2 separate regions of the Homo sapiens genome follow, and region 1 is linked to region 2. Evidence: read pairs that join two places in POLR2A ChIA-PET (ENCODE). Cell type or tissue: PC-3. All regions are shown on one strand.

Evidence for each region. ChIA-PET counts read pairs that join two places held together with the same protein. Peaks named below come from ENCODE experiments on the same cell type or tissue, not always from the same donor. Only the 100,000 strongest peaks of a DNase experiment are listed, where the experiment ranks them.
Region 1: POLR2A ChIA-PET joins it to region 2 with 6 read pairs; 1 of 35 experiments calls an interaction of 5 or more read pairs at or near these places.

What each region holds. Positions count from the first base shown.
Region 1 is chr10:75,261,414-75,263,913 of GRCh38, reverse strand. No RefSeq gene overlaps it. Among named protein-coding and RNA genes, the nearest start is that of COMTD1, 27 kb to the right of the region's middle. RefSeq lists an enhancer at 827-2,474. In PC-3, no CTCF peak of the experiment used is centred here; DNase peaks (open chromatin) are centred at 1,033 and 1,633; H3K4me3 peaks cover 1,111 bases; H3K27ac peaks cover 1,944 bases.
Region 2 is chr10:74,254,250-74,256,749 of GRCh38, reverse strand. The region is part of intron 3 of ADK (adenosine kinase); the gene reads right to left. LOC124902456 (a long non-coding RNA gene) reads right to left here. Exons shown (of 2, transcript XR_007062198.1): 2 at 1,873-2,500. Among named protein-coding and RNA genes, the nearest start is that of ADK, 100 kb to the right of the region's middle. In PC-3, a CTCF peak has its summit at 1,165; DNase peaks (open chromatin) are centred at 809 and 1,339.

The sequences.
Region 1 (2,500 bases), 1.0 Mb before region 2:
GACAAGGTCATGAGTCTGTAGCCCTGAACTGTGCCACTGAGGCCTGGCATATCCCAATTCAGAACAAGATGGGCTCCAGCATTATGGAAGAAAGCCCAGGTTCATCCCCTTAACTGTGTAACTTCTGGCAAATCACTCAAACTCTCTGAGCCTCAGTTTCCCCACCTGTCAGGGGGAAATAATAATATCTACTGTAAGATGTTGATGGGATGATTATTAAGAATAATAATAGTTACCACTTACTAGCTCTTTGCTATGTGTGTTTGGGGGCAGGGGTTGTTACAATATCTCATTTGATCCTCAAAAACTCCCTAATGTTAGATGCTTCTATTTTGGTTTTTTGTTTGATTGGTTGGTTTTTTGTTTTTTTTTTTAGATGGAGTCTGGCTCTGTTGCCCAGGCTGGCGCACAGTGGCACTATCTTGCCTCACTACAACCTCTGCCTCCCAGGTTCAAGTGATTCTCCTGCCTCAGCCTCCCAAGTAGCTAGGATTACAGATTCGTGCTACCACACCCAGCTAATTTTTTGTACTTTTTAGTAGAGACTGGGTTTCACCATGCTGGCCAGGCTGGTCTTGAACTCCTGAGCTCAGGCAATCCACCTGCTTCAGCCTCCCAAAGTGCTGGGATTACAGGCATGAGCCACCGCACTGGCCCTATTTTGTTTTTTAAAGATGAGGAAATCAAGGTTCAGAGAGGGTAGTGATCAGCCCAGAGACACACAGCTCAGAAGAATCAAAGCAAAACTGAATTCATGTCTGCGGGTTGCAAAGCCCTATGTTAACCACCATCTAGAAAATGTACTTAAACCCCAGCACCTGGCCAGGCACAACCAGACCCCAAATAACTGTGAATATTTTTCTCCTTCCCTGAGCTTCAGGTCTGGGGGCAGGTGAGCACGGCTGTAAGGACTGGAGGGACAAGGAGCCAGGTGGCCCTTACACTGGGTTGAGGCTACAGCAACGGCCCCACCCTAGCCCCAGCCAAGCACAAGCAGCCTGGGCTGGTTTTCCCGGTCTTGACACCTCCTCCCTGGCCAGGGCAGGCTGAGGTCACCCGAGTAGAGGAAGTTCAGCCAGGTGAGCCTGCTGCTTCCTCACAGCTTTTCCACTCACCTTTTGGCCAGGAATTCCCCGGAGCCCCTGCCCAGGGCCTGCGAGGTTACGCCACCATCCGAGCTGCTCCCTCAAAAGGGGACAGCCTAATTCACGCATGACCCACACCAATAAATCAGGGAGGGGCGGGGGGGTGGGGACACTCATAAATCCATATCAAACAGTCCCCAAATTATGACAGATGACATGGCAGTCATAAAATTGCACAAGCAAAACTCACCAAGTCATTAATTTCATGGCCGCAGAAAATAAACAGACACATTTTCTCGCGGCCCTAATAAATTTTTAAAAACTCAAAGAATGGTCCATCTGCTTCGAATAATTTTTAATTTCCTATTCTGTCTCATTCCCATTAGCTATTCCACTGAGATATTTGCTAAATTCTTTCATTTACCTCCTCCCATCTGTATTCAATTACCCTGTTCCCAAATAGAGTGAGTTTTTGTTTCTCCTATGTGCGGGACAAAATACCCCCACCTGTACCTTAAAGCAAATGTTATGTGTGTTTTATTATCTGTTAGACCATATGAGTCATTCTAACTCGATTGCCTGTGCGGAAAGGCTTGGAGAGCAATGTGATTTTGATGTTTTCTGGCTTGGTTGGAAAACACCTGCCCGATTCTCAAAGCTAATCTATTAACGTGGTAAATGCTGTAGCAGATGTTCCTGAGTGAGCGAGGGGCTGCGCCGGGCTATGACCGGGCCCGACGTGTCGGGTGCACTATGGAAATGTTCAAAGATCAGAGGCCAGCAGCGCCACTGGGGGCCGAGCTGTAACGAAGTCACATTTTCCGCTGGCCCCCGGGCTCTGGCTGCCTGGAGGCTCCCCGCTGCCTCCGTGGGCTCTCAGCAGCCACTGGAGCTGGCAGGATATTTCAAGGTCATCTGGTCCACCCCACCCCCATGTTTTACAGAAGACAGACTGAGGCCCAGAGAGGAGGTATGCCTTGCCCAGAGTCACACAGCATACTGAAAAAGGAGAGCACCCTTAGAGGTCAGAGGTGGGTACAGAAAGCTGAGACTTGTTTTATGGAGCTGAGATGGAGGGAGGGAGAGGAAGAGAATTCTATGGGCACTTCCTTCCCCTAATGCCTTCTACCCAGCAAACAAGATCATTTAGAGATTTTCAATCTGAAATTCTCCAAGGCCATCTTTCCTCATTCTGCAGCAGTTGGGCCAGGCCTGTGACAGAGCACAGAACCAAGAATCAGCCAAGGAGCCAACGGCTTGCCCAGGGTTAGGTTGGTTTCAACACTGTATGCCCTGGCACATGCAATGCTCCTTTTGCAAAGCCCCAGGAACACGGGCTTCCAGGCTGAGCTGCAAATCTTAGGAGGAATCATGGTCTCCAATGCTACGCATGGCAAGATCCATGTAGCTGCACT
Region 2 (2,500 bases):
TCATTTTCTTGCTTACACTAGCTGTTCATCATAAGTCATTTGAGGACTCCACCCCACATCTTTTCATCTCAGTACCCAAGATGATGGAGCAATCACCATCTCACATTTTACCAGTTATCATGGTAAATGGAAAGAGTAGTCTGGACAGTCTTGCACTGGTAATTAAATGCTCTGGCCTGTAAAAACATTATTTTACTTCTGCTCACAACTAAGCATAATTATCTGAGAAAGTTTACCCTTCAAAAAGTTTAAATCTTTACAATTTCAAAAAAAAAATGTTTACCTCACTAAGAAGGCCATGAAGATAGGTTACATAATGTTCACTAAAGACGAAGAGCATTCCAGGTTCCTTTTTGTATTAAATGACTATCAAATCATAACAATCAGTTCTTGCCAAATCTGCTAAACATATAACCAGGATAATGTTAAGTACTCTTTCAAAACTGCAAATTTGACCACATCACTTGCTTAAAATCCTCTAATCTTCTCAGCATGGCGCTCCATGAAATGATCCCTGACTGCCTTTCTGTCAACTCTGAATACTCAATAAAATTTACAAAATGCTCCAAGGGAGACAAAACTAATAAATATGCTGCACGCAGGCTTTCCTGCCTTTTCACATGTCAGAATGCTTTCTCTGCCACCTCCACTTGAAAGCTTCCTCTTCCTTCAACTAAGCTTAAGCCTATCGCCACTGTGAAGCTTTTCTTGACTCTGATTACAACACCCAAAGGATTTTGTACTCCCTCAACACTGATTCCAGATCTGCACTGTGACTGTTCGTTGACTACCCAGTTATGAGCTTCTCAAAGGCAGACACTATTATTTACAAATATGAGTCCCTGGTATGAGACATTTAGTGGCTAACAAATGTCTAGAAAATGACTAAAGTTCCACAGTGCCAAAGAATGGTCTTAAAGAACAGCAGTATGTTTTAGAAATGAAGAATACCTGTTCTGACTGTCCATGGAGAGATAACTGCAAAAGTAAGTTTGCTTAACAAATTCCTTTTAGTATCTAAATGCTAGAGCTAATTTTGTTGGTGGCAATTCTAATAAATTAACTTAAAGTTATAGGACATTGAACTAATTTTTCTTTCATTCATTCCCCAGACTTTTATTTATTCAACTCAGATGTACCAAATGCCAGGATCTATGAGAAATTCTAAGAATGGCATTCATGTTAGTGGAGCTGTTGTCATCATTATACATATTGGACTGTCAAATTATGCCCCCAGTTAATTGACAAGATAGACTCCTTGTGGCTCAAAGGTAAAAGCAGAACCAAGAGGCAATGACAGGGTAAGGGAGCAATTATACCCTGTGTCCTTAAAAGTGTTGCAAAACCTGTTTTTCTGCCACCAAGTCAAAGAACAGTTCCTTTTGGTGATCATTTGGAAATTCCCCAAATGATCACCAAAAGACCACCTGGTGCCAACTGACCAACCACCTGGAAACAACCAACTAAGACACACTGGTGATTTGGGGATTAAAGGTCATCTAATCAAGACTTTATTCCTTACTTCCTTGACCCCACCTCCCCTGTCCTACAATTTTTGCCTTTATAATTTCTAACTCTCCAACCCCCAACTAGGACCTCATTTTCATTTTACACCACAGGCTGCATATCCCCAACCTACTATTGTTTTCTATAGAAAAATAAAGCTGTCCTTTTTTCCTCCATGGATCTCATGGTCTTTTGTTACATGACAAAAATAGGCTGTTTAATATTTTACTCATCTAAATTTTTAATATCTGATGTTCACTTTGACCATCAACATAACAAGAAAATACTGTACAGCATAATTTTATATTAACACAATTCACTGTAGTTATTAAAAAGTTTGAACAATGATTATCCACTAGCCATAAAACTCTCAACAGTTTAATAGCAAATAAACAAAGGAAGGTATCACACTTGGCAAATACAAAATGACTATTTGTCCATTGTGTCTGTGCAACTAAAACAGATTTAGGTTCCCCATTGGTACAAAAGGAAAAACACACAAAAAAAGAAGGAGATTCCTTTTAAACACAGAGCTCTTTGCTCCAAACTTGTAACAATTTTTTTTTCTTTTTACATTCACTACACAAACTCTGTGATTAGATAAGAAAAGTAACAAGGGCTATTCTTTTTTTTTTAACTGTCAACTTTTTGAAGTGTGTTATTGAATAATATTTTTCAGGTATACAATTTTAATATGAAACATTTTAATCAAAAGCAATCTGACATTAAAATACATAATTTTCTTTTTAGAAGAAAAAATGAGGAAATAAAAAAAAGAGGCATATCTAGATCCAGCAACCGAACCTGAAAGGTAAATATTAAAAATACTGCATTTGGTGTTTTTGGTGAGCTAATTCCTTTTTTACAATTTGTGGGACTCTATTTAAGGAAAGGAATACAAAATTAGGTGTGAAGTAAATATCTGGAATGAGAAAATAAATTACAACTAAACACTAACTTTAAAAGGCTAACAAATGCCAAAAACATGAATTTC